Regions from separate parts of the Homo sapiens genome. Here regions 1, 2, 3, 5, 6 and 7 are each linked to region 4. Evidence: read pairs that join two places in POLR2A ChIA-PET (ENCODE). Cell type or tissue: CD4-positive, alpha-beta T cell. All regions are shown on one strand.

What was found. Peaks named below come from ENCODE experiments on the same cell type or tissue, not always from the same donor. Only the 100,000 strongest peaks of a DNase experiment are listed, where the experiment ranks them.
Region 1: POLR2A ChIA-PET joins it to region 4 with 15 read pairs; 18 of 35 experiments call an interaction of 5 or more read pairs at or near these places.
Region 2: POLR2A ChIA-PET joins it to region 4 with 14 read pairs; 18 of 35 experiments call an interaction of 5 or more read pairs at or near these places.
Region 3: POLR2A ChIA-PET joins it to region 4 with 14 read pairs; 16 of 35 experiments call an interaction of 5 or more read pairs at or near these places.
Region 5: POLR2A ChIA-PET joins it to region 4 with 27 read pairs; 21 of 35 experiments call an interaction of 5 or more read pairs at or near these places.
Region 6: POLR2A ChIA-PET joins it to region 4 with 24 read pairs; 23 of 35 experiments call an interaction of 5 or more read pairs at or near these places.
Region 7: POLR2A ChIA-PET joins it to region 4 with 18 read pairs; 15 of 35 experiments call an interaction of 5 or more read pairs at or near these places.

The regions. Positions count from the first base shown.
Region 1 is chr11:3,983,034-3,987,033 of GRCh38, forward strand. All of the region lies in intron 2 of STIM1 (stromal interaction molecule 1), which reads left to right. Among named protein-coding and RNA genes, the nearest start is that of PPIAP40, 91 kb to the left of the region's middle. In CD4-positive, alpha-beta T cell, a CTCF peak has its summit at 2,097; a DNase peak (open chromatin) is centred at 2,068.
Region 2 is chr11:3,783,717-3,787,716 of GRCh38, forward strand. The region is part of intron 1 of NUP98 (nucleoporin 98 and 96 precursor); the gene reads right to left. Among named protein-coding and RNA genes, the nearest start is that of NUP98, 12 kb to the right of the region's middle. In CD4-positive, alpha-beta T cell, no CTCF peak of the experiment used is centred here; a DNase peak (open chromatin) is centred at 1,655; H3K4me3 peaks cover 541 bases; H3K27ac peaks cover 2,421 bases.
Region 3 is chr11:3,958,598-3,962,597 of GRCh38, forward strand. The region is part of intron 1 of STIM1 (stromal interaction molecule 1); the gene reads left to right. Among named protein-coding and RNA genes, the nearest start is that of PPIAP40, 67 kb to the left of the region's middle. RefSeq lists a silencer at 382-676. In CD4-positive, alpha-beta T cell, a CTCF peak has its summit at 669; no DNase peak of the experiment used is centred here.
Region 4 is chr11:3,853,255-3,857,254 of GRCh38, forward strand. STIM1 (stromal interaction molecule 1) reads left to right here and starts at 2,410. Exons shown (of 13, transcript NM_001382567.1): 1 at 2,410-3,155. The coding sequence starts at 3,017. It overlaps STIM1-AS1 (STIM1 antisense RNA 1), which reads right to left and starts at 2,324. Exons shown (of 2, transcript NR_183662.1): 1 at 2,103-2,324; 2 at 1,069-1,404. It overlaps MIR4687 (microRNA 4687), which reads left to right and starts at 2,808; the gene lies at 2,808-2,887. RefSeq lists enhancers at 1,386-1,455, 1,665-2,610, 2,826-3,035, 3,186-3,265, 3,276-3,325 and silencers at 1,796-1,845, 2,326-2,385, 2,446-2,605. In CD4-positive, alpha-beta T cell, CTCF peaks have their summits at 1,787 (motif pointing right) and 1,991; DNase peaks (open chromatin) are centred at 1,337, 1,807, 2,297, 2,617 and 1 weaker place; H3K4me3 peaks cover 3,164 bases; H3K27ac peaks cover 3,504 bases.
Region 5 is chr11:3,903,155-3,907,154 of GRCh38, forward strand. All of the region lies in intron 1 of STIM1 (stromal interaction molecule 1), which reads left to right. Among named protein-coding and RNA genes, the nearest start is that of PPIAP40, 12 kb to the left of the region's middle. RefSeq lists an enhancer at 425-719 and a silencer at 425-719. In CD4-positive, alpha-beta T cell, no CTCF peak of the experiment used is centred here; a DNase peak (open chromatin) is centred at 2,077; H3K27ac peaks cover 1,700 bases.
Region 6 is chr11:4,056,123-4,060,122 of GRCh38, forward strand. It overlaps STIM1 (stromal interaction molecule 1), which reads left to right. Exons shown (of 13, transcript NM_001382567.1): 5 at 3,159-3,274. Among named protein-coding and RNA genes, the nearest start is that of RRM1, 37 kb to the right of the region's middle. In CD4-positive, alpha-beta T cell, no CTCF peak of the experiment used is centred here; a DNase peak (open chromatin) is centred at 2,099; H3K27ac peaks cover 262 bases.
Region 7 is chr11:3,949,267-3,953,266 of GRCh38, forward strand. All of the region lies in intron 1 of STIM1 (stromal interaction molecule 1), which reads left to right. Among named protein-coding and RNA genes, the nearest start is that of PPIAP40, 58 kb to the left of the region's middle. In CD4-positive, alpha-beta T cell, no CTCF peak of the experiment used is centred here; DNase peaks (open chromatin) are centred at 35 and 2,255; H3K27ac peaks cover 3,881 bases.

The sequences.
Region 1 (4,000 bases), 130 kb after region 4:
TGATTCTCATGCCTCAGCCTCCTGAGTAGCTGGGGCTACAGGCATGCACCACCACGCCTGGCTAATGTTTTTGTGTTTTTAGTAGAGAAGGGGTTTCTCTGTGTTGGCCAGGCTGGTCTCCAACTCCTGGTTTCCAGTAATCGGCCTGCCTTGGCCTCCCAAAGTGTTGGGATTACAAGTGTAAGCCACCATGCCCTGCCTCTATCTCCATTTCCCCTGCCTCCAACTTTGATAGAGATGCAGTGGTGCTTTGAAGTCTGAAGTACCATGGTTGCTGGAAGCAGATCCGTGGTTAGCTAACTGACAGCGAGGTTGCCTCAGTTCCTGGGGAGGTATAGATGACTTTTGAGAATGTCAGACTGAAGAGTCCTGGAGCATTCTCTTTTGGAGAATTTCTCCCTCTTTCCCTCTTTTTATTCCTTCCTTTTCCTTTTTTGTAGTTAGTACTGCTTCTGGGGAAGTTAAGATGTCAAAGAATCTGTGGGACAACCCTGGTGGCAATTCCCTCTTACCCATATACCAGGGGCCTGAATCAATTTCTTGACCCCTACTATGTGACATTACATGTGAGGAGTTGTCAAAGACAGCCAGCCAAGTGGCTCTAGTTTTATTTTTCCTTGATTAACCTTGTGCTCAGGGCCTCTCTCTGATTCCCATGGCTGCTATATCACTCCCAGAGGCCATACCGGCACCTGAGAAGCAGAGCTCTCCTTTTGGTCCCTGGACCCAATTCTGAACATAACTTTTCTTTGCATTCCCTGCACACAGCTTTGACAGCCTGGAGCTACTGCTGCTGCTGCTTTTTCTCTTTCTGCTCCTCCTCCTCCTCTTTCTCCTTTCTTTTTTTTTTTTAGATGGAGTTTCCTCTTGTTGCTCAGGCTGGAGTACAGTGGCACAGTCTCGGCTCACTGCAACCTCCGCCTCCTGGATTCAAGCGATTCTCCTGCCTCAGCCTCGCGAGTAGCTGGGATTACAGGCATATGCCAGCATGCCCGGCTAATTTTTGTATTTTGAGTAGAGACGGGGTTTCATATGTTGGTCAGGCTGATCTCGAACTCCTGACCTCAAGTGATCCGCCCGCCTTGGCCTCCTAAAGTACTGGGACTACAGGTGTGAGCAACCGTGTCCAGCCTCTTTCTCCTTTCTTAAAAAAATTTACTATATGCAAATTTACTTCAGCATTGGTTTCTGGTATATATATTTTTTGCTACAGTAATTCTTCTTTGACTTCAGTTTGGAGGCACTGCTCTGCCTTTTTTCTTTCTAGTTCTCTGCCTGTATCCTGGTGCAGTCATCATCTTGTCTCCTACTTCATGGAACATTCTGACCCCCTGCTCTTAATTCAGGCAAAGCATGGATTGAAGTCTGCTCAGGCCCTTTGGACAGAACAGAGATAGCTGACACCATGAATGACATAATTTTTCAAGTGAAACCTGCTCCTTAGGCTAAAGAAATGTCCTGTTCCCATTCTTCCTTGTAAGTACTTATAGGGTGGCTGTAGAATTCACCTACCAGGAGTGGCTCATCAGTTTATAGGCCGCAACTTCCATTGAGTTCAAGTTATTTGGCCCAGCTCATACATTCAGTCCTAACTTTTGTGAGTTTATTAGAATAGCTTTAGAATAAACTATTTGGACTTTGACTTTTTAAAAGTCTAAGCATGAGCTTTGGAGTCCAACCTGGGTTCAAATCCAAACCTTGCAATGTACTAAATATATGGCCAAGTGATTTGGAGACTCACTTTCCTCATCTATAAAGTAATGATGACAATAAGATACTCTTTGCCATGAACAAGCCCTAGGCTAGTGAGAGACACAATTATGTAAACAGGCAGTGACAATAGCACATTTTAAGGGCTGTAATGGTAGTATGCATAGGTCCTGTGGGAGTTTCCAGAGGAATCAGGATGCAGTGATCTTATATGTACTGGTGTAGCAGAAGCCATATTGTCAGCCAGCACGCAGGCAAGGGTACCAGTTCCCAGACAAGCTGAGCTACGTATCAGTGAGAGTAGGCATAGTTTGCAATCTGTCCCAGTACCTTAGCCAGATACAAGATGAGGCAGCAGCTCCCCCAGATGGTACCCCTCATGTTTCCAGGAAAACCCGACGGTGGCTTGCTTTGACAGATAGGGAAATTCTTTCTCACTAAGCAGGCTGTTGTTTTCCTTCCCCCCTCTTTGTTATTGAGTCTGCTTTGTCTTTTCTGGATGGTAATCCTGTCGATGACAGGGATGAGATATATTTGTAAGACTTGTTTGTATAGATGTCTATATATGTGTATATGTCTATATGTGCCTTTGTGTTTGTGTTTTTTTTGTATGTGTGTATACATCATTTTGTGCTTGTGTGGGTATGTGTCTTTCTGCATTTAGATGTGTCTGTGTAAGACAAGAAGTGGAGGGAGAAGAGGAACACTGAGCCAAGGAAGTAGGGGCTGAAAGAAAGCCCATAAATGAGGTTGAGGATCAAGGAGCAGGTTAGGGACAAAGGGTTTGGCCTGAGGTATAGGACACAGGACCTGGAAGTAAAAGCAGAGCCAGAAATGTAATCAGCAGCCCAAAGATGCTGTCAGTCTAGGCAGAATCTGGGCCCCACAGAGTGGTAGGCAGAATGCAGGTATCACCTAGCAGCCAGGAATGGTCAAGCTAGCAGAGAGAGAAAAGCCATGCTTCAGAAATTAAAAACTTCTGACTCTTCCTGTCTAAGGAGGAATTGGCAGCTGGCTCCCAAGGCCCTGCTTCCCTTCAGACCTAACTGGTGTTTGTGTTTGTTTGACTATATATGTATTTTTTCAAGTCCTTCTGTGCATGTCTGTGTCTGCATATGCCTCACATTCAGTGTACTTGTACTTCATAGCATTAAGAAGAATTGTCTGATTCACTTAAGTTCAGTGAGTTTCCTTTCATTTCCTTTCATTCATTCTTGTGTTCTTCTCCTCACTTATAAATACCTCCTTTGAAATCTTTCTTACTTTTTGATGTGCTCCTTGCCTTCTTTCTCTCTTTTTTCTTCAAACATATTTAGTGTGTGCTATGTGCTGGATGCTGGATATGCTTTGCATATTCATTTAAAGACTAATAAGATGAATTTACTACCTAGAAAGGTCTCACATATTACTGAGGCAAAAAAAAATACATATTCAATCCCCATAGATATTGTAACAAGAGATGAGCCCTGCATGCTCTGGAAGTACAGAAAAGAGTTAATCCATCTGAGGATGATAGGAAACACTATCCAGAAAAGGTATTGCCTGAGATGAATTTTTGGAGATGAATAGGGGTTTACATGGGGAGGGGGCTGAGCATGATACATCATGTGGAGTAACAAGTATGATGTCCTTGGGAATCTGTGGTCAGTGGTTCTTTTAACTTGAGCAAATGTAATAGTGGGGCAGGGAGGGAGAGGTTGGGAATAAGATTAGAAAGGCAGGCTGTAGCCAGATTTGTGTGCCATACTGAGGAACTTGGATTTCATCCTAAAGTTGAAAAGCTAGAAGTAAACAGAGCTGGCCCTAATTCTGACTGAAGGTATGTCAGGAGCAGGTTTTGCAGAGGAGGTGAAGTTGGAACTTGGTTTTTAAAGATGAGCAGGAGTTTACTAGATGAAGAAAGGAAGAAGAGCATTCCAGGAAAGGGGAACTTAACGAGTAAAGGCAGGAGGCAAAAAATATGGCAACTCTGGGAGACATCAAGTAGGGAAGTATCTAGAGAATAGTTATTTCATCTATGAGATAGGGACACCAGTAACATATACCTTCAATGGCTGATGTGAGGCTTGAAAAATATCCTTTGTAAACCATAGAGCTGTGTGCAAATTTCTATAGTTGTTGTGTTATCCAGTTTCTTCTAATTTTTTGTCAGTACCCAACATGCATCAGGCCTTCTCAGGTATAGATCCACATAGGCATACACCTCAGCAGTTTGGCACTGGCTTGATGAGAGGCATGCCCTCTTTTATCTAGCCACTTGGTGTCTTGAGGAGGCAGAGGTAAGATTAGA
Region 2 (4,000 bases), 70 kb before region 4:
CAAAAACGCTCACCTCACATAAATTATTTTACTCCTGTATCCAAACTATGCACCCGGTCATTTAAGGAACTGAACCAAACTGTTCCAAGAACGCCTACACAGAAAAGTTTGGTTCCCCCTGTCTGAATAAGAATAGCTTCATAGTGAAACACCCAAGAATGATCAATTAAAAAAAAATAAATAAAATAAAAATAAAAAATAGCTTCATAGTTTACTCAGAGCTTTCCCCCTCCACAAATTTTCCTTAAATTTAGATGCCTGCTACCTCTTTTCTGCTAGCAGACAATAAATTAATAAGTAAACTACTTTCAGCATAAAAACTCTGAAAACAGTCAATCATGCTCATCTGGATTCTGTGACAGAGATGATGATTTTTCTATTATAGCCACACAATGTATGTAAAGAGTAGTCTTTTCTTCTAGGAAACTCAGGCCGTGTTCATATAATAGAATTAAATATTGCATTTTGAGGTCTTCCCCAAATTCTAGTATCCCACTAACACTTCCAGTCATTCTAATAACCAAACATTTTGTGCAACACTGAAAAAGATAAGGCTGTCCCTTAAATAAATGCTTTACAGAAATATTCTCTCTCCTGAAATTTCCTAGGAAAAAAAATCAAATACTTAAGTTCTTTATCTCAATATCCAAAAACTGAGTAACTCCTTTGATTAAACAAAGCTCACTAAAACCAGTGGTTCTAGAGGGCCACATCAGAATTAGGTGGCAAGCTTTTCAAAATACAAACTCTGGCTGGTTACACTGGCTCACATCTGTAGATCCCAATGCTTTGGGAAGCTGAGGCAGGATGATCTGCTTAAAGCCAGACAAGCTTGGACAACACAGCAAGACTCTGTCTCTATTAAAAACAAAAAAAAAACAAAAAAAAACAAAAAACATGGTGCACACCTGTACGAAGCTCCAGCTACTAGTGAGGTTGAAGCTAGAGAATCACTTTAGCCCAGGAGTTCAGGCCTGCAGCAAGGTACAATGGTGCCACTGCACTCCAGCAAGCAAGCAAACAAACAAAAATACAAACCCCCAGGCTCCATTCTAGAAATATTGAACAAAAATGTCTAGGGCTGGGGTACAGACATTTGCATTCAGAAAAAGTTCAAGTTACTCTAAAGCACACCCTTGGCCGGGCGCGGTGGCTCACACCTGTAATTCCAACACTTTGGGAGGCAGAGGCGGGCAGATCACCTGAGACCAGGAGTTCGAGACCAGCCTGGCCAACATGGTGAAACCCCCGTCTCTACTAAAAATACAAAAATTAGCCAGGTGTGGTGGCAGGCGCCTGCCGTCCCAGCTACTCAGGAGGCTGAGACAGGAGAATTGCTTGAACCCCAGAGGTGGAGCCTGCAGTGAGCTGAGATCGTGCCACTGCACTCCAGCCTGGGCAACACAGCGAGACTCTGTCTCAAAAAATATAAATGAATAAAAAAAAAAAATACAGTTATGGCAAAAACAAACAAAAAAAAACAACCAAAAAACCAACGGATTTTTGGCTTCTCATGAAGAACCTGATAATTAACCAAACCATGACTGTAATCACTTCACGGCAATGACAGGCTGAAGCTTAGTAGCAATTCCCTCTATCTATCTCTCTTCTGTGAGAGCATGCACTCTCCAAAGTGCCACAATACCCACCATCACTCATTTACATCAACTGTCTGGTTCCTGTGGGTTTTCAGTTTGTGACTACTGACATAATCAGAGAAAGAACATGTAACACTTTACTTCCTCTATTAACAATAACAAGGCTGGATGCGGTGGCTCATGCCTGTAATCCCAGCACTTTGGGAGGCCAAGGTGGGCAGATCACTTGAGGCCAAGAGTTTGAGACCAGCTTGGCCAACATGGCAAAACCCCGCCTCTACTAAAAAAACACAAATCAGCTGATAGCGGTGGTGCACACCTGTGATTCCAGCTACTCGGGTGGCTAAGGCAGGAGAATCACTTGAACTCAGGAAGCAGACGTTGCAGTTAGTTGAGATCGTGCCACTGCACTCCAGTCTGGGCAACACAGTGAGACTCTGTCTCAACAAACAAATAACAAAAGATCTAGATAATACAGATATTTGCATTAACTATTTTCCATTCCATTTGGATTTTACTCCAAAAATGTAGTAAAATCCATTAAAAAAAAAAAGTAATCCTAGAGACAGAAATAAACCCATTAAAGTTTAAAGGCATATCACACTTGAGCCTTTATCCTTTCAAATATGTTAAACTGGCCCAAGCTGAAACCCCCACCAAGAATACAAGATAACATTTGAGTTTTTACTATGTCCCAGGCACTGTTCTAATGCTGCTTATGAATTATCTCATGTAAACCTCCCAAGAATCCAACGATGTAGGTATTTTTATCTCTATTTTACAAGGAAGAAATTAAGGCACAAGAATCTATTTGCCCAAGACAAAGCTATCGTTGACCCCAGCGGCCAATGCTTCTAGAGTCTAGAGCCTAGAGCTCCTAGAGAAAGAACATTGCCAATTAAAGGAAAATGACCTTGCATTCACTATAAATGGGGAACCTACAAAACCAACAATTGGTACTACAGATCCAGCACTATCAGGGAAAGACACTTCTCTGGCAAATATGGGAGTTCTAGTCATCAGAAATAATCTCTTTTATGGAGTAAGGATAATTTATAAGGTATACCCATGGCAAAGATGAAATTTACAACAAAGATTAACCTTTCTCCTTTTTTTCTTTATGAATGGACTTATTTATACCCACTGCAGGTTTTTCTTTTTGATATATTTAAAAAGAAAAATGAAATAGTGTTATATAGAAAAGAAACCTTTAACTTTATCCTTAATTTTACTCTGTCCTCTATGCTCAAAAATCTCCTAATTAATAATTCAGATTCTCAGATACAAGAAGTAGCCTTATAATACACCCAGTAGTCCAATCAATGGACAGACATATATTCTGACACTGTCCAAACTGAAGTTCTATACACTGATATACTGTTTTACATATCTTAACTTTTGTGATCTCTGTGAACTCTGGGTACAATGACAAAACTTAGTTTTCTACCCAGAAAAGTAGTGGATATCCTGAAATGTGGTCAAAACGTTTACAACTCCAGGCAACTGTCAACTTTAAGACTATCTGAAAGACTATGCAAGCTTCCCAAGACATTTCCAATTTGCTGCTAACTCCAGACGTAAATGGGAAGTAGTTTTTTCCTTTCCACTTCATTAAACTCCTTTGTATCAAAGCCAGCAAACAGCAAAAACAATAAATATTTGTTAGATGAATGGACTGTATAGTACTTCCTACTTTACAAAGCATTTTTTCATACATCCTCTCATCTAACCTTCACAAAAATACTAGAAGAGCCAGGGATTATCACACACAGTTAAACTGAATGAAAATTTTTGCCCTAGATAAGAAAAGAGGGCTGGGAAACGAGGCTGGGTGGAATTCCAGGAAGAAGAGATTCATTAGCCTAGTGTAACCTAATAACATATCCCAACAAAACTATCTGGAACCTTCTGTTTTACAGTATCCTCCCTAGGATAGATCTTTGATCAAGCCATTCCCTTGGTTAGAACATCATATCCTCTCTAAGGCCGGGCACGGTGGCTCAAGGTCTGTAATCCCGGCACTTTGGAAGGCCAAGGTGGGCAGATCAACTAAGGTCAGGAGTTCGAGACCAGACTGGCCAATAGGGTGAAACCCCCGTCTCTAATAAAAATACAAACATTAGCCAGAAGCGGTGGCGCATGCCTGTAATCCCAGCTACTCGAGAGACTGAGGCAGGAGAGTCGCTCGAACCCGGAAGGCAGAGGTTGCAGTGAGCCAAGATCATTCCAGCCTGGGTAACAGAGCAAGACGCTGTCTCAAACAAAAAAAAAGAACATCATACCCTCTCTAAAAATCGTATCTCCTTTTCTTCCTAAAAATTGTTGCTCAAGCCTCACCTGCTTTCACAAGACTGCCGCACACCCTTAAACTCTTTATTAGTATAAAAACACTTTAAAGGCCG
Region 3 (4,000 bases), 110 kb after region 4:
CTCAGCTGAGATGTTATATTTCACTGGGGACCTTTCTTGGATAACTCCAGGTCTCAAACCTGTTCCTTTTTTAAGACTTCACATTTCCATAGTCAGGCGCAGTGGCTCACACCTGTAATTCCAGCACTTTGGGAGACTGAGGCGGGTGGATCACCTCAGGTCAGGAGTTTGAGACCAGCCTGGCCAACATGGTGAAACCCCGTCTGTACTAAAAATACAAAAATTAGCCAGGCGTGGCAGTGGAGGCTGAGGCAGGAGAATCGCTTGAACCTGGGAGGCAGAGGTTGCAGTGAGTCGAGATCAAGCTATTGCACTCCAGCCTGGGCCTGGGCGACAAGAGCAAAACTCTGTCTAAAAAAAAAAAAAAAAGACTTTACATTTCTGGCCAGAGCGTCCATCCCTTACTCCTCCCTCACCTCATCCCCATTCTAGGCCCCATGCTATTTTATCTCTTGAACTTCATGGTCCTTGACCAAATTTGAAAATCTTCCCAGGGCTAGTACTCTCAAGTCTTAGTCTTTTGATCCCTTTCCAAGAATGAGGGTGGATTCTAATCCCATCAAGAGTAGCTGCAGAATTTGCTAGTCCTGGCTGAGAAATAAGAGGTGAAGTGGGAGAAATTCTTCTTACTGATGGGGCCCCTGCTGGTAAAACTTGGCAATTTCCAATTCGTCCTATAGGGATGAATTACTGTTTAGTGACGAGAAACAGAAAGTGGTTGGGAAAGTCGAAGCATTAGATGGACAGTGGATATTGGTGGTGGGAATTGGTGGGTTGTATTCAAGAATTCCCTTGACTTTTTGGGAGATATGGTTTTTTAATTAATTAATTCACACATTCTTCATTCATTCATTCATTTAGCCAGCACATACTGATTTCATACTTGACAGGGTAGATGGTAGTGGTAATATTATAATGGGCCCTGGGGGATAGAGTGAGTCAAGCTTGGTTCTTACCACTTGGATGTGGTATGTGAACAACTCATAACATGAGAATTAATATAACAGAGCTATGCACAAAGTGCTTTGGAGCATAGAACAGTGAACAGTGAATGATTAGCTCTGCCTGGAGAAAGGTGAGGAGATTTGGGCAGGAGGGAAAGGACTTTGTGTTTTTTTCTGCCAATAGCTATCAAAGTGTAGTCTTTAGACCATGGCGGGTGGCAGCAAGGCCTTTTCAGGACATCCAGAAGATCAAAGCCGTTTCATAATAATATATTATTTGCCTTAAAAAAAACTATGTATACCTTTGTACTGATGTTGCAAAAACAGTGGTAGGTAAAACTGCTGGCACCTTAACACAAATCAAACCAGTGGCACTGAACTACTAGTAATGACTGTATTCCTCACCTCCACACACTGTCAGTTAAAAAAAATAAAAGTTTTCAACAAAGAAGTAGAAATCATTAATTTTATTGAATTGCATCCCATGAGTTCATGCCTTTTAGTATTCTGTGTGATGAAATATAAGTATGCATAAAGCATTTCTGCTGCATGTAGAAGTTTGATGGTTATCTCAAGGAAAGCACTTGTGCAATTGAGTTGTAAGTTGACATACCTCTTTTTTTTCAGGCAGCACTATCATTAGTTGAAAGAATACTTGATAGATAACTATGGTTATTCAGTATTTGGCAGAATTTTCTTGTAAATAAATGAAATGCATCTTCTGCTTTAAGGAAAACAACTGGTAGTATTTGTTGCCAATGATAAAATTCCAGCTTTTAAGTGAAAACTGGATTTTAGAAAACTTGTATCTGTCACTGTGAAATTGACAGTTTTCCTGGATTAAAAGCTTTTCTGATGAAATCAGTGGTGATATTAATAATTGTGGCTATTTTGATATTGTATAAATGAAAGTGTCAACATTTGGAAGCTCTGCACTAACTCCTAACCAATAGTTTCCAAATGACAAGTGCATCATGTTACAAAGTCATGCATGTATTAAAGATCCATTCAAAGTGTAAGATAGACCAATGGATTTTAATGTTAGAGGGTACAAAAAGTTTATTCATATAGTTTGGGATTTCACATTGCAACTAACCTTTAAGAAACCTACCGCTTGTTGAGTTTGGGTATAGTCTCGTATAAGGTATCCACAATAGTCTGACTAGTAAAATATTCCTGTCTTTTCCAACTGCATATCTATGTTTTGATCTTTAGCCAAAACAACACATCACAATAGGTTGAATGTAGCTATAAGATTATGTCTGTCTTCTATTAAGCCAGACATTTAAAAGATTTGCAAAAATGTACAATTCTACCCTTCTCGAGATTTTTTCAGAAAACAATTATTTTCCATAAAAATATTATTTACATTAATATGTAAGAGATTTGTTATTGTTCTAAAATAAATTAAAGAGAGCCTGGAGAGCAGTAGCAGCCTGGCTGTCATCACCATGTCCCTGAAAGGTGATTTTTTTTTTTTGGAGACAGGGTCTCACTGTTGCCCAGGCTGTAGTGCAGTGGTGCAATCACAGCTCATTGCAGCTTCAACATCCTGCACTCAAGTGATCCTCCTACTTCAGCCTTCTGAGTAGCTGGGACTACAGGCATGCACCACCATGCTTGGCTTTTATAGAGATGGGGTCTCACTATGTTGCCCAGACAGATTTTGAACTCCTGGGCTCAAGCAATGCCTCAGCCTCCCAAAGTGCTGGGATTATAGGTAGTGAGCCACTGTACCTGGCCCTGCAGGCTGATTTTGACAGTGTTGCAGAAGATGTGAGGAAGCTGAAAACAAGACCAGATGAGGAAGGACTGAAACAACTCTATGGGCTTTAGAAACAAGCTATAACTGGGGACATTAATATTGAGTGTTCAGGAATGCTAGATTTAAAAGGCAAGGCCAAATGAGAAGCATTGAATTTCCAAAATGGGATATCAAAGGACAATGTGATGAGTATATATATATATACATATATTTTTTTTTTGAGACAGAGTCTTGCTCTGTTGCCCAGGCTGGAGTGCAATGGCACGATCTCCGCTCACTGCAACCTCCACCTCCCGGGTTCAAGCGATTATCCTGCCTCAGTCTCCTGAGTAGCTGGGATTACAGGTGTGCCCCACCACACCTGGCTAATTTTTGTATTTTTTAGTAGAGATGGGGTTTCTCCATGTTGGTCATGCTGGTCTTGAACTCCTGACCTTGTGATCCGCCTGCCTCGGCCTCCTAAGATGCTGGGATTACAGGCGTGAGCCACTGCGCCCGGCCAAATACCTGTATTTCTAAGCAAAGGAGCTGATAGAAAAAGGTTGAATTTAGGATAAAGCATAGGAGAAAATTGTCCTTTGGAAGCCTTCATACTGGTATCATGACCTAACATTTAGTGGGGGAAATGCACTTTTAACTCTATGTATCATCTACATTTTTGCTGTTAGCATGAATTGTAATAATTAGGAGTAAATTGAAACTACCTAGTTAACTAAACTGTGGTTACTTAAACTAGGTGTCTGTAAAAGTTCTTTTAGAAAAGTGTCTTATATTTTATTTTTATAGATTTAGGGGGTACAAATGCAGTTTTGTTACATGGGTATATTGTGTATTGGTGAAGCCTGGGCTTTTAGTGTACCTAGTGTATCCATCACCCAAATAGGGTACATTGTACCCAAAAGGTAGTTTCTTGTCCCTTACCGTCCTCCCCCACTCCTGGCAACTTTTCGAAGTCTCCACTGCCTCCAGGGACTCTCCATGTCCCCCTATACACATTGTTTGGCTTCTACTTGTAGGTGGCAATATGTGATGTTTGATTTTCTGTTTCTCAGTTGTTTCACTTCAGATAGCGGCCTCCAGTTCCATCCACGTTGCTGCAAAAGACATGATTTCATTCTTCTTTTATGGCTGAGTAGTATTGTGTGTGTGTGTGTGTGTGTGTGTGTGTGTATAAAAATAATATTTTCTTTATGCAGTCATCCATTGATGGACACTAAAGTTGATTCTATGTCTTGCTATTGTAAATAGTGCCGCAACAGACATGAGTGGTGGCTATCTCTTTATATAATGA
Region 4 (4,000 bases):
CTGGGCTGCAGACATGTTTTCTGTGGCCTATATAAGGTTTTATCCTTTTAAACGAATTGCTAATATTTTTTTAAAAAGGATATGTCATATGAAAGTCCAGATTTCCATCTTCTCTCTCTCTCTTTTTTTTTTTTTTTAATTGAGACAGGGTCTTGCTCTGTTGCCCAGGCTGGAGTGCAATGGTGTGATCATGGCTCACTGCAGCCTTGAGCTCCTGGATTTAAGCGATCATCCCCCCTCAGCCTGCTGAGTAGCTGGGACCACAGAAGCCAGATACCACTCATGGCTAATTAAAAAAATTTTTTTTGTAGAGATGGGGGTCCCACTGTGTTTCCCAGGCTGGTCTTGAACTCATGGGCTCAAGTAATCCTCCCACTTTGGCCTCCCAGAGTGCTGGGATTAGAGATATGAGTCACTGCACCCAGCCCCATCTTCTCTTAATGACACTCCAGCAATACTAGGCCCATCTTTCTGCCTGCTCTCCACAGTCCCCACCACTCCGTATTACTCCTACCTACTTTTCTTAATTGAATTACCTACCTGCCCATTTTGCCATTTGAATTTAAGACCCCTGGCTCAGAGAATAGGTCTAGGAGAACCTAGGTAGGGTTTCAACTGTTCTGGTCAATTTTCCAATATTCCGGTATTAGTTTTTAGTATCTGAGTGTTCAAGTGAATTAACTCATGTAATCCAGCTTTTACAGAGAACTTACTATGTGCAGGGTCTATGGCTGGGTCCTAGTGTCACAGAGATGAATAAGGCACAGTCTCTGACCTGAAAAGTGGCAATCACTATCTGTTGGGGGAGGGGCAGACAGATGTAATGGTCCAATTTTGGCCACAGACTGATTTTGAAGGGGTGGGCAGAGTAAAAGTTTCTAAGGAGACACATTGAGCTGTATCTGGAAGAGTAAGAGACCAGCTACATGAGGAACTGGGAGCAGGCGAGAGTGTTTCATGCAGAAGCAACAGCAGATACAAAGGCTGTGAGGTGGCTGAGTTTGACGTGGTTAGGAACTTAACGAAGGCTAGTGTGACAGGAGCTTAACAGAGCCGGGAGAGTGGTAGTAGGTTACATTAGCCATGTATTTTTATATCAACGGCCTAACCCTTAAGCCAGGCAGCTGTTGGGCAAATTCGTGTTCCCAGTCTTCAGGGGCCTTGCTCAGAACAGGTAGCTGGTTTAGCACTGTCAGTCAGAGGAGGGACTGGGCCTGATCCTTTCCCCTGCGTCTGGTGCCAAGGACAGGGTAGGGCACAGAGGTTTCAGTCAAGATCTGCTGACAGCACGCTTGAGAAGAGAACAGGAAGTGCAGGCTTTGTTGAAGGAGGCTCAGGCGTGGCTCTGTCTTCTTTGGCGCACTCATTCTCAAGTCGCTGACACCTCCTCCACCAGAGAGGTAGCTGGGAGAATGAGATGCAGGGAGGAAGCATTTACAGGCCCCACCGAAAAACCTTAAAGGGCTGAGAGCTTGAGGGCAGGTAGGAAAAAGGGCTGTGAGAGCTAAGGGAGGGCATCCCACTTAGCTTGGAGGGGAAGGGAGGCGGGGTCGGGAAAGCAGATGGCACCCTTTAGCCCAGACTCAAGGAATGTGTAGGGGAATTTTAGCTAGAGTGGTTTGGACATTTCATTTTGCTTTCTGGCATCATCATTTCCTCAGAAAACACTCGCAGGCCCCAGTGGCCCTCGTGGGCCTCCCCCGGGGCGGGTCTTAGCTTCACTCGGCAACCCTCTGCAAAAGAGCAGGCCCTCCCAGGAGCGCCGAGTCCTGTCTGCAGTTTGCTGATTTTCCCACCAGGGGCCGCTGCGCATGGGCGACGAAGCGCGCGGGTTCCCAAGCCGCAGAGAGGCGGAAGCCGATTGGTTGTCAGGCGAGGCGCGAGGGCGGAGCCTGGGAACTGGCCGGGAGTTGGGGGCTGGGAGCTCGCCCCCGGGCCGAGCCGGGTCAGGCTGTTGTCGCCTCAGGCAGCTCCTGGGAGGCTAACGTCGTGTCCTGGGCCTCTGTTTAGACAGCTCTAGAACTGAGGCGAGTGGAGCAGCACCAAGGCCCGGAGATCGGGGCAGGGCAGCTGCTGTCGCCGCCGCCGCAGGCCTGAGTTACCTGAGTAACTGCGGGTCAGGGACCCGCCCGACGGCCCGCGGTTGGCGCTGGAGACTCTCGGTGGGGAAAGGGAAGCTGGGACTTGATCCTTTGCGCGGGATCCTGGCAAAGACTAGCGCGGGCCGGGGGTCCGGGAGAGCCCGCTAGGGGCGGGGATTCCGGGGAGCCGTCTTCACCGGTTATTCCGGGATCCAGCTGGGCGCTGGGGCTGGCCCGGGCTTCGCTGGGGACCGGGCGGCGCGGGGCGGGCGCGGAGACGCACGCCCCCGCCCGCCCCGGGCCCGCCCCGCGCCGCCCGCCCGCCTGGAAGCCGCTGTCCTGGGCCTGGCCGGTGTGCGTCCGCCTGCTGGACCTGGGCACCGCCAGCCGCCTGGGCACGGGACTGGGCGGGGGCGCTGACCTCGGCCTAGGAGGCCCAGGATCCCGGAGACGCCCGCGCCCTCAGGACCCTGCGGGTCGCACGCCCTCCCCAGCTTCTGCTGCTCGCCGCTCTTCGGCAGGGCGAGGTCAGGTGCCCCCTTCTCGCCTCTCTTCTCTTCTCTTCTCTTCCTCCTCCACTTCTGTGCCCGCGGAGACTCCGGCCGCCCCCTTCCGCAGGGGTGTAGTAATCTGCGGAGCTGACAGCAGCCCCGCAGCCACCCTGCCCGAAGTCTCCGGAAGCGGCACGAGCTCAGGCCGCCGCAGCCCCGGCGGACCCACTGTTGGACCTGAGGAGCCAGCCCTCCTCCCGCACCCAAACTTGGAGCACTTGACCTTTGGCTGTTGGAGGGGGCAGGCTCGCGGGTGGCTGGACAGCTGCGGAGCCGCGAGGGCATCTTGCCTGGAGACCGTCGGCTGCACTCCCGGGCTCCTGGCTTTGCCTCTGGGATCCCGAGGTGTCCACATCAGACGCATGTTGACTGAGACCTAGAGTCATGGATGTATGCGTCCGTCTTGCCCTGTGGCTCCTCTGGGGACTCCTCCTGCACCAGGGCCAGAGCCTCAGCCATAGTCACAGTGAGAAGGCGACAGGAACCAGCTCGGGGGCCAACTCTGAGGAGTCCACTGCAGCAGGTAAGGCCTTGCTGCGGGCTGGACTGGGCTGGAGGCTTTGGCTCAGGACTGAGTGGCCCGAAGTGGGCAAGTTGAAATCTAGGTTTGTACATGTGAGGTTCATGGAGGATTCACACATGGCACTGCCTGTTCCAAGTAGTTCAAGAAGTTCTTTCTGGTCAGTAGTCATGGCAAATGCCTGTATCTTTCCTGAACAACTTTCCTCATCCCCCGCACTCAGGATTTTTTTTGTTGGCAGTAAGAAGAAGCCTTTGGGGCAACTTGACCTTTTAGATCAGCAAGGAAAGACCCCATCTTAGGCCTACTTGTCTGGAAGAATGGCCTGGTGAGATGATAAGTTCATTGCTCCTATTCGGTTTTAGTACTGAGCAGCATGGGGGAGGTTGGGGCCACTTATGTTGGAAAGGGAAAGTTAAGGCTGGGCCACCTCTGTTGCCTGAAAGCCTGGTGTTCAGGTGTGCCTATTCCAACAACCGTGGGAACCCTAGTCCCACCCTTCCCTTAGGTAGTCTTGTCTCTTTGCTGTGCGCATTTGAAATATCCAGGCGGTTTCTTAGATGGAATCCTATTTACAACTAGGGTGTTAAATGGCCTTTTCTTGACATAGACATGATATAATTCCTGGGACCACTTGTTGACTTATTCTGTTTCTTCTGACTGATGAGGGTGGGAATTCCATGCTACAGGTTTTTTTTTTTGTTTTTTTTTTTTTTTCCCTGAGTCTGCTTGCTAGGGAAACCATGCTACTTTTGATCTGTCATGGTTTTTCCTATGCAGTTGTGAAGGCTTATCAGGCAGCAGGAGCCCTGGTATACTTTTGCAGTAGAAAGGAACACTTTTATGTT
Region 5 (4,000 bases), 50 kb after region 4:
AAACTGAGGCCTAGAGAACTGAAATAATTTGCCCAAACTCACATGGCTAATAAGTGGTAGAGGTGGGATTCGGGCCCAGGTAATATGTTTTCAGTGTGCTTGTTCCTAATCACTCTGGTTTACAGTTTTAAGCAATGAGAAGTCATTATAGATTTCTGCCTAGTGAAGCAACTTGTTTGTAAGTATTGTGATGCAGGGCAATTTCCCAAGCCTTGATGGAAGGCAAGAAGACCAGCCACAGGGTGTTGTAGCAACCATCCCAGTTGCTTTGGAAGATGTATAAAGGTCTTGGAGTTATTTCACAAATTACTTCCTGAGATGGCTCTGTCAGTTGGCAGTCCTACCTGTCAGCTCAGCCCATTTTAGAAATCATTTTCCAAAGAATTTTAACCTTAAGGAAGCTCTCCTCTTTCTATTGAACAGGCTGTACCAGGCATAGGGGCCCCAGGAACCAGGTAGGAAATAGCTCTTGTGGGGTCAGTCCATCTGGAAGCATTTGCAAGAGGGGAAGTTGAAACTATTGAGACTTCCTGTTGTCATTAGAATTTGCTCTCCTGCTATAGGGGGAGTATCCCCTGTTAGGACTGATAGTCTGGTTGCTTATCTTGAGAGGCTGGGCAAGTGGGTTGGGGTGCAGAGATGTGAAAGACATAGTCTGTGTCCATGAACAACCTGCAGGTTACTGAGACACCCATAAACAAGTGCACTCTGTACAGTGTCACAAGTGCTACAATAGAGGTACATAGAAAATGTCCTGGGAAAGGCTGGGCTTGGTGGCTCACGCCTGTAATCCCAGCACTTTGGGAGGCTGAGGCGGGTAGATCACGAGGTCAGCAGTTCGAGACCAGCCTGACCAATATGGTGAAACCCCATCTCTACTAAAAATACAAAAATTAGCTGGGTGTGGTGGTATGTGCCTGTAATCTCAGCTAGACAGGAGGCTGAGGCAGGAGAATTGCTTGAACCCGGGAGGCAGAGGTTGCAGTGAGCCGAGATCGCTCCACTGTACTCCAGCCTGGGTGACAGAGTGAGACTCTGTCTCAAAAAAAAAAAAAAAAAAAAAAAGAAAATATACTGGGAGAGAAAGGAAGGAGGGTCTAAATACTTAGCAATATCAAAGATGCCACCCTGTAAGGATGACCAGGGTTGTGCCAGACAGAGTGCCCTGGAGCATATTCTGGGCAGTGTGACTGTGGAAGTGCATGGCATATTCAGTGAATGACGAGTTGTTCCCTGAACTGGAGTGTTGGACTACTTGGAGGGAGTGGCACGAGATGAAGCTGGGTGTGTGTGAAGGGCCAGATCCCGAATGACCTTGTATTTTATGGTAAAGAGCTTAAATCCTATTGGAGTTAAGCTTTACCGTCGATATTTAAGATGGGTGTGACATGACCAGAGTGTTTTTTTTAGGAAGACCTCTTATATGCCTGTGCTTAGAATGTATAGATTATAACTAGAGGCAGGGAAGGCAGCCAGAAGATTTGCAGTAGCAGATGATGAGGCTGGAACAAGGGTAGTGGTCATGGGGGTTGATTTAAATTGTGTGACGGAAGGATGAAGGAGGCAGTGTTAGGTGACTGGGCATTACTGTGATGCTGTTAACACATGGAATACAAGAGAGAGAGCCGGGGAAGTTAATGCTGCTCTTGAGATGGTTATGGGTGATATCCATGAGAAAATATCTGGTAGTTGGGGGAGAAGACATGAGTTTTGGAGTTCCTGAGAGAGGTAGGAATAGACATGAGAGAATCATGAACTCTAAGAAATAGTAGAGACTGTAGAAGTAGATGAGATCACCTGAGTAAAATTTATAAAATGGGGAAAGAAAGGGGGTTAAGGATAGAGCAGAGAGGAACTCTGATATGTGTGGACAGAAAAGTTAGGGAGGGAGCCTGAGGAGGGGCAATCAGAGAGGCAAGAGAAAGTACTGTCTGGGAAGCCAGGAATGAGAAAAGTTTCTAAAAGAAAGCAATAGTGTCTGTTGCAGCAGAGAACAGGTAGGGTGAGCCTGAAATGAGGCTACTGAGTCATTGGTGACCATGGTGACAGCAGTTTCAGTGGAGGGGTGGGGACAGAAGCTAGACTGCTGTGGCTTAGGGAGTCAGTATGAGGCAAAGATGTAGAACAAAAGACTTTTTTGAGAAATATAGTTGCGAGGGAAGGAAGGAAAGAGGGTGGTATTTTGAAGAGGCAGCAGAGGAGGCAGGTTCAAAGATTTTTTTTTTTTTTTAAAGGTGGAGGGGTGGAGTGGAGACCTGAGCTGGTATAGGTTGTGGGGAGAAGAGATTGAGAAATGTAGCCAGTGAAGGTGCCACATCTCCCTGAATACTTCATACTATTGTGGGAGTCTTAAACTGTGCTGCTCTGCTGAAGCCTGCGGTCACTAGAGCATGGGGCAGACAAGGGAGACCTTGTCATTCATAAGTAATCATTGCACCATTTATTGAGTAACCGCTGCATGCCAGGCATTTTTCTAGATACATTAGACACATCTCTGATGCTCACCACAGTTCCCAGAAGTGAGTATTGTCCCTATTTTCCAAATGCAGAAACAGATGAGTTAAGAAACATTCAGCTAGTTAGTGGTGGAGCCAGTTTCAGCCAGGTTTCTGGAACTGCATGATGTATTCTTTCTGCTTCCCAGTGCTATTTTTTTTCCATTAAATGGAGCTTAATGTTGAAACTCTAAAGAGGGCCCTTGCAGGGGGCAGGGTGGGTGGCCTAGAGGGACAAAGGTAGAGTTCTGGGGCTAGTGCTAGCCTGGAGGGAACATGACTTAATATCTGGGATGAGGGAGGAGGGTCTTGGTCTGGCCTTGCTCTACCTTTTCTTTACTTACCAGTGGCTCTGGTGGTTTCAGGCTTTTACTCTATTTTTCTGCATCTTTCTGTAACTTCTTACCAGGGCCCCTGAGGCCCTAGCTGCTGTGTGCTATGGACTGTTACAGAGGAAAAAAAGAATCAGCTTCCAGGCCCAGAGGGGCTTATCCTTTTTGACAAACTACTCGTGAGGAATTGCTGAGCTGTAGGATGCACTCTCTTTGGCACAGTGGTAGGCTTCTTCCTAAGTATTTTTATTTGAGTTGAATAATTTTGATTCAGTGGAAAGAGCAAAACACTGAGAATTAGAAGACATGATTTCCAGTCTAAGAGATGAACTAGGTTACCTCAGGCGAGTCATTCTCCCTTTGCATATTTACTTGATGTAAGGTAGGGACTGTGTTTTACTCATCCTTGTATCCTGAGCAGCTAGCATATGCCCTGACTGAATAGGTGTCCTGAATAAGTTTATTATGGAGCTAGTTAATCTGCTCTTCTATTAAATGAGAAAATTGGACCTTTTGATTTCCAAAGATTTGCCAATTCTAAAGCGTATTGTTCTGTGAGGGCTTATGATGTTTTAATTATAAAATAATATATACTGTCACTTAGCACCTACTATTTGCTAGGCATTGTGTGAGGTTCTTTACATATTTATTTTATTTAGGTGATTTAAAAAAATTTAAATTTTGTCTAGGTGCTTTAGAAATACTATGGTCCCTTAGGCTATAAGCTCCATGAGGATAGTACCAGTGCCTGTTCACTGCTGTAACCCTAATGCTGAGCACAGTGCTAGGCATGTAATGGATGCTCAGTAAGTTTTTGTTGAATAAAGCAATAAGTAGATGTCTTACCATCGATAAGATAACAATCTTTTAAGATAGGTACTATTAGTACCATCGTATAGATAAGAAAATTGAGGGTAAAAGGTCACAGAACTAGTAAATGGCTGAGAGAGAGAAGATTCAAACCTAAATCCAACTCTAAAATTGGTACCTTTACTACTTAACACCAGCGTGCCTTCACTTATCTGATGTTTTAATTGCAAATTTGAAAAGAAGGACAACAGTAAAGAAGGATACAAGATCAGAAAATCAAATTTTTCTTGAGGGGTGGGGACAGGGTTAGAGGTTGGGCACTGAAGTTTAGAAGTTGGCAATTATCTCCAATACCTTAAGAAT
Region 6 (4,000 bases), 200 kb after region 4:
ATCACCCGGGAGCCTCAGGGCTCTTTTAGCCTCCCCTGGGTTATCCATATACAGCTTATTTATAATAAAAATGGTACAGAGGAGAGGCTGATTGCCATTGGCCCCAGCCTCATCTCTGGGATGGCTCCAACAGCTGTTGTTTCATAACTCTTTGCCTACTTTACACGCTGAATATGCTAGGGCTTGGGCTGGGAGTGGGAAGGGGATGGAGTACTGCTTGGACTTCTTGTCATGTCAAACTAGTGCCATATGCCATTCAGTCATTAATCCATTTACTTATTCATCCAACAAATATTTACTGGGTACCTGCTCTGTGCCAAGCACTTGTGCTGGGTGCTAGGGATAAAGATGACAACAAGCTGTCCTTGCCCTCAAAGGGCTTACTATCTGGTAAGTGCTGATTATGTATAATCTGTCATCTTATTATGTAGGTGCATCTGGTTTTGAGCTTCAGCAAAGGGGAAAGGGGAAGGTGAAGCTGTTGGAATGCCCACACTTTGCAGTCTCCAGCCACAGAGCTACTGAGCACTGCTGTCCAGGCCTAGCTGAGCTGGCTGTTCCCTCCTCTGCTGCCTGCAGCCTCTTCTTCACAGCTTCTCTCTGCTCTGGAGAGAGTAATAATCTTAATGTTTGTACCTCCCTTTATAGAGTGCTTTCCTACATATTATTTCAGTTGATTCTCACAACTCTGGGAGGAAGAGTATCCCAACCTTTGGGTGAACAAACTGAATCTCAAATATTTTATAATTTATCCAAGCTGGTAAGTGGCAGAGCTGGGATTTGAACCCAGGTCTGTCTTGTTCTAAATGCCCTGCTTTTTTTCACTGCATCTTCCTCTTGTGCCATGTGGTTAAAGATAGGCTTCCTTTCAATATTCAGTTTAGTTCTATTTTACAAAACTTCACTAAGCACCTACCATGTGCCATACTCTCTGGTGGGCCCAGAGGACAAAGAGATGTATTAGACCTGACCCCTGACTTGAGGAACTCCATGTTTAATGGAAAAGTAGATGACTGACCACTAAGATCCAGGATTTAGGTTTCTTTCTTGCTACCCATAGAAATAGCAATATTGCCTTGTGGATCCCTGGACCATTTTCCTCATGGGAAGGATATCTTTGGCTTGGATTAAAACTGCAAAGCATAGGATAAGAAGTCAGTTCTCAGGTCACTGGTTCACTTAGCTTTTTTGTGGCTAGAATTACAGCCAAGACCAGGTCCAGCCAGGCTGGGCACAGGTGTAGGGGATGTCAAGCTGTGGCACCTTAGTGACAGCAGGAAGCATGGGGCCTTCAGTGCTTGGGGTGAAGTGAGGGTGGTTCTAGGCCCATCACTAGCTCACATGGTATAATGAGAATAATCTAGCAGATTTGAGTTCATTCTCTGGCTTTGCCACTTACTTGTGTGTGACTTTGGGCAAGTTACTCAACTCTAAGTCTCCATTTTCTTATCTAGAAAGTCGCACTAGGCCGGGTGCAGTGGCTCACACCTGTAATCCCAGCACTTTGGGAGGCCAAGGTGGGTGGATCACGAGGTCAGGTGATCGAGACTATCCTGGCTAACATGGTGAAACCCCGTCTCTACTAAAAATACAAAAAATTAGCCAGGCGTGGTGGCAGGTGCCTGTAGTCCCAGCTACTCGGGAGGCTGAGGCAGGAGAATGGCGTGAACCCGGGAGGTGGAGCTTGCAGTGAGCTGAGATCGCGCCACTGCACTCCAGCCTAAGCGACAGAGCGAGACTCCGTCTCAAAAAAAAAAAAAAAAAGAAAGTGACACTAATAATGGAACTGAGTTCTTAAGGTTGTTGTGAGGACTGAATGAGGTATTGTATGTAAAGTATCAGAACAGTAGCAGACACACAGTAGTTGCTTAGTCAGTGTTAGCTCCTTTCTCATTTCTTTCATTGCTTACAAGTAGATAGCATTCCAGTTCATAGGTTTCTTTGAGAAATAGACTGTAGAAAAGACGACAATGTTTATTCTCATTAGTCAGACGAACTGCAGCACAAGTGTTTCAAAGAGGAACCCCAAGAACTCCCAGGCTTGTAGGAAGCATCTGATTTTACATAAGTTTGCACAGTAGGAAACTGAGGTCCTCGGGGAGGAACAAAGCAACTTATGATCAGACAAATGAGTCACTAGTAGAGCTGAAATGAGAAGCCAGATCTCCTAACCACTCCCACACCCCATCACAGTGCCTCACTGCGTCTCTTACTGGTGGGCTTGATTGCTTTCCAAGGCCAGAGAAGGAAGTAGCTGTTCCTGTATGCTCAGACAGGAGTATAAATCACACTGTGATGTCAGAAGCTTCTTTTCTAGCTGGAGAAATAAAGCTATGCATCAGAAAAGAGCACCAATCTTATAGAGTAGTATAGAATTAAGTGCTTACTTGTGGGACCTAGACCAGTGGTTTTCAACCTTTCATATCTTTTACCCCCCTCCTCTTATATCCACTGTGTTCCAGCAGAAGAGAAACAAAGTTCCATTTTTCCTAGGTCATTTTCTTGTTCACAGGCTTTCTCTTATTAAAGTTATCACTGACAGTATGGGTGGAGGTCATAAAAAATTACAGTAATTTTATTGGAGGTAACTTGTATTGCAGTGACTCAAATACAAGCTAACAGGACTAATTCCATTTTTGTCATCAGTGGTTAATTAAAATTTTTTTTCCTTTTCTATATTTCATTTCAATAGCACATTAGCAGGTTTATATATAATGACAGTGAGTTTAGATTAGGATAATTCATAAATCCCAGAATCACTGGGTCATATGACATGACAGTTTGACCTGGGCTGCACAGGAAATGCATTTATAAATGGTAGGAGGTGGGGAAAATATGTAGAGGATAAACCCTGGAAGGAGAAGCACAACAGAAAATTTAGTTGGGTGTGGGAATGGTCACAGACAGGTAATCCTTAGAGGATAGGGTGCTTAGAAGTTGGTGGATATGGGGAGAGGGCTGAACAAATTCTTGGTAAATGTTATGTGTCTCTCCATATACCCTGTTGAGACCCAACTGGTATAGACTCTGTGTTCTAGAGTGCAGAGGGGAGCAATCACCAAGAGCTAGAAGTGTTCCTGGGGGAGGCGGGTAATCCTACCAGGATCCTTCCTGGCTTTACTGGGAGGGAACTGATCTGCTACTCTTTGCCTCAACAGGCTGGCTGTCACCAACACCACCATGACAGGGACTGTGCTGAAGATGACAGACCGGAGTCATCGGCAGAAGCTGCAGCTGAAGGCTCTGGATACAGTGCTCTTTGGGCCTCCTCTCTGTGAGTCTTGTGTTGAGAAGGGCTACTGCTGTGCCATGGAAACCAAAGCTGTTGTAGTGGATAGGCTAAGGCTAAGGCTCTGGGTCTCCTAGGCACACCTGCAAGATAGCACCTATACTATTTCCACTGGTATTAAGGTATGAAAGAGTCTTACATTTTAGTCCAGACACGTAGCAACATGCATTCATTAAATACTTTAAGGAAATATCTGCATTGTGCCAATGCTGTGCTGGACCCTGTAGGAAGACCTGGAATGAATCATGTTCTGCCCTGAAGGGACAACATGAGTGTTCTGTAGAGGTACACAGTACTTCTGAGGCCCAGATGAGGGCTAGTGAAGGTATCCTATAGACAAGGTGACATGTTACCTCTGCCTTTAAGGGTGGATAGAGCTTTATTCTATGGAGGTGGCAGAATAGGACATTCTAGGCAGAGTAAACAACCTGAGCAAGAGTACAAAAGCTAAAATATGAAAAGTATGCTCAGGGATAGAAGTAACCCCCTATGGGCTGAAAGCTTTTTACCTGTTACCTACTTCTATATTTCATTTCAATAGCATATCAGCAGGTTTATATATATATAATGACAGTGGGTTATTGTAGACATGTAGAGTGCATGAACTGATTAATGAACATCTTTGTATTATTGAATGACCAAGGAGGACTAAGTGGGTTTTCACTGAAGCAGTAGACACACTCAGGCCTAAGAAAGGGTGGTCTCTTCAGC
Region 7 (4,000 bases), 96 kb after region 4:
GGATATTGCGGGCAGAGGGAACATCATGTACAAAGCCACAAAGTGAGCCTTGCATATTTATGGAACTGAAAGTAATTTAGTATGGTGGGAGTGTAGGGTATATGTGAGCTGGTGAGTGGCAGGAGATAAGGCTAGAAAATGCTATAGAGACAGCCTCTTGAAAAAGTCTTGCATGCTTTTCTAAATTATATTCATTGCAAAGGCCAAGTATTCCCAGTCTTGGGGATTTGAATCCCTGAAAGGGGTCCTTGAGGGGTGTCTCATGAATCCATATTATTTCCTCAGTCATTTTTCAACCAGTGGTTAGTAAAAGCACACCTATCATTACATGGAGCTCTTTGGAATTCCTCACTGAAAAAAGTTAGGCATCACTGTTAAGGGAGTTTGGGAACCCTGTGAAGGATTTTTTAAATTAAAATTTTTATTGAGATGATTATAGATTTACATGGAGTCCTAAGAAATAATATGGAGAGATCACTGGAAAACTTTGCAGTTTCCTCCATGGTAACATTTTGGACAAGCTGTAGTATATCATGGCCAGGATATTGACATTGACATTGATAAAATCCACCAATCTTGTTCAGATTTCCCAGTTTTACTTGTACTCATCTATGTGTATAAAGTTCTATTCCAACACCACAAAGATCCTTCCTATTCTTTTATAACCACTCCCGTCTCCTTTCAACCCCATTCCTCATTCCTAATCTCTCTCTGCCTTCCATTTCTAGAATTTTATCCTTTCAAAAATGTTACATAAATGGAATCACAGAGTATATAACCTTTTGGAATTGGCTTCTTTCTTTTTTTTCTTTTCTCAGTTCAGTTCCTTGGAAACTCATCCAAGTTGTGTGTATCAATAGGTCATTCATTTTTTTTTTTTTTTTTGAGACAGAGTCTTGCTCTGTTGCCCAGGCTGGAGTGGAGTGGTGCGATCTGGGCTCACTGCAACCTCCACCTCCTGGGTTCAAGCGATTCTCCTGCCTCAGCCTCCTGAGTAGCTGGGATTACAGACATGCACCACCACGCCTGGCTAATTTTTGTATTTTTAGCAGAGACGGGGTTTCACCATGTTGGTCAGGCTGGTCTTGAACTCCTGACCTCAAGATCTGCCCGCCTCGGCCTCCCAAAGTGCTGGGATTATAGGCATGAGCCACTGTGCCTGGCTGGGCATTCCTTTTTATTGCTGAGTCATGTACCATTGTACATAAGTACTGGAGTTTAACCATTCACTTGTTGAAGAATATATGGGCTGCTTCCAGTTTTGGGTATTACAAATAAAGCTTCTGTGAGCATTTATGTACAGGTTTTTGTGTGGGCCTGTGAAGGATTTTATTCAGAGGGCTATCTAGTCAGATTTGAATTTTATTTTATTTTTTTGAGAGAAGGTCTCGCTCTGTCACCTGGGCTGGAGTGCAGTAGTACGATCATAGTTTACTGCAACTTCAAACTGCTGGGCTCAAGGGATCTTCCTGCCTCAGCCTCCTGAGCAGCTGGGACTACAAGTGCATGACACCATACCCAGCTAATTTTTAAATTTTTATTTTGTAGAGACAGGATCTTGCTTTGTTGCCCAGGCTGATCTTGAACTCCTAGCTCAAGTGATCCTCCGCCTCAGTCTCTCAAAGTATTGGGATTACAGGCATGAGCCACTGTGCCTGGCCCAGATTTGAATTTTAGAAAAATTGTACTCACTGCTTGGTAGAGGATGAGTTTGAAAGAAACTAGAACAGAGACAGGGCGAATAGTGAGGAAACTGTTGTAACCCAGGCAAGAGATGTAGAAGCCTGAACTGCTTTGGCATAGAGGTATCGCCCTCAGAAATCAGATCAGGCTTGTGCAGAGGAGGGAGCAGGGCTATGGAGCCTGGGCTGCCAGGAGGCTCAGGTAGACTTCATTCTGGATAGTCTCCTTTCAGGGAGGACACTCTGCTACCCCAGCTGAGAAAGGCATCCTGTAAGGAAGGGCTGCTCTTCAGCTGCAGGAAGAGAGTCAGAACCTGGTTCCTAGAATGATCATCTTGACTGCAACATTGTTTAGTAGATGCTGTTGGTTATCTTCTCCCAAGAAAAGACAAAGAGGGGCCAGTTATCTTTCTTTTATTGTCTGAGTGGAGGGTTATATGGGGCAGAAAGATAATGAGAAGCTCTCTCTTAGTTCATGTCTCTTTTGGAGCCCAGGAATGTGTTCTCTTTTAACCAGCCAGCAAGAGGCCTGGGAGGTTTCAGTCTGTCCTCTTGTTACTATGGAAACTGGAATCCACATTGTTTTTACCCCATGCAGTGGTGTGCCTGGTTCCTCAGTGTTTATATTTTCAAGGCGTTTATCATTGTGCACTTAGAGCCGCTGTGATTGGGACTGATTGTTGGGAACCAGCCTTACTGATTGAACCCAGAAGGGTATAATCTTAGAGGGTCCACTGATAGGTTGGACATGCCCCCTAGGTGTTGTCCTTTATCTGGGTAAGTCCTTGGGTGCCCACTCCAACACTTTCAGCAAACTTTTCCCAGCAGAAAGCCATTTGAGGTGTCTGTAATTATTTTTTTGGCTATCTCAGACCCTGATGAGTGCTGGCTAGGGCACAAGAACGTTTGGGTCAGGCGCCAGTCAGATAATTTGGGGTAGCTTTTGAACAAGTGTGTGTTGGTTTAATTCTTCTGGGGCCGTCTTTCTTCTTGGAAGCTTTAGTATATAAAGACCTGTGGTATGTGGGACTCCAAACCTGGGATAGCAAATCTTCAAAATCAGTATGCACCTTTCAGTTGTCTCTAGACCAGATATTGTGCTGCCCAGCACTGGGCTAGACACAGGGGAATACCAGAAGAATCAAAGACTCTCTTTGCTATTGTTGGGAAGGTAAGACTTCAGGGCCAGGCTCAGTGGCTCATGCCTGTAATCCCAGCACTTTGGGAGGCCGAAGTGGTGGATTGCTTGAGCCCAGGGGTTCAAGACCAGACTGGGCAACATAGTGAAACCTCATCTCTACAAAAAATACAAAAATTAGCCGAGCACAGTGGTGCATGCCTGTGGTCTCAGCTATTTGGGAGGCTGAGCCTGGGAGGTGGAAGCTGCAGTGAGCCATGATCTTGCCACTGCAGTCCAGCCTGGGTGACAGAGTGAGACCCTGTCTCATAAATAAATAAATAAATAAAATAAAGTCTTCCAGGTTAAGCAGAGAGTAGAAAACTGATGGATGAACAACTAACATTTGTATAGAGCTTTACTATTTTTCAAAAGACTTGACTGATTTTTTCAGGTAAGAACATTAATCCTTAGGAGTAGTCAATGTATAGGAAAGTTGGAATTCAAAGACCCATATTTGCTACCTCTGCAATTCAATACATATTTCAATAATTAGGGATTGGGGAAAAAGGGGATCCTGGAGGCCAGAGAAATGTGTGTTATTGTTTGATTTCCCAGTGCCTTTGCCTAGTTCAGCTAGTTCAGTCATCAGCAAAAGCTGCTTGAAAGTGTTAAATAAGTGTTGAAATGGGTATTCCAGCATGTGAACACTGATCTGGGAGTCAGTCAGACACTTTCAATTCAGTCAGGAAGGTCATAGAAACAAAAGGGCAGGCAAATAGGCTGTCTACCAGGAGTCTGAAGCCCTATGGGAAACCAAGGAGTGGGCAAAGGGTATCATAACAGTTGGACAGCTCCTGCATCAGAAGCCCATGTTATTGAGGTCAAGGCCTGCTTGGTGGTGACTAGCTGTAGGGATTAGCCATTTTCTTCTGGAAGGAGGCTTCTTGTGAGATCAAAATTTGAAGAAAAGAATGCTTAGAGGAGGAGGAAGGTAGAAATGGGACACAGAAGGAGTAGCTGAGTGCACCCTGGAGGAGAGATAGCCAGAGACTTCTCTTCTAGAAGATGATTAGGTTTAGCAGAAGCATATTCTTTTTCCCTTTTTGCTCCTCCCAGCATGGTGTACCAGAGACTCAGTTCTTCTCTAGTGATTCTTAAACTTTATATTTAAGTTCTAATGAGAAAGAGGTTTTTGGCT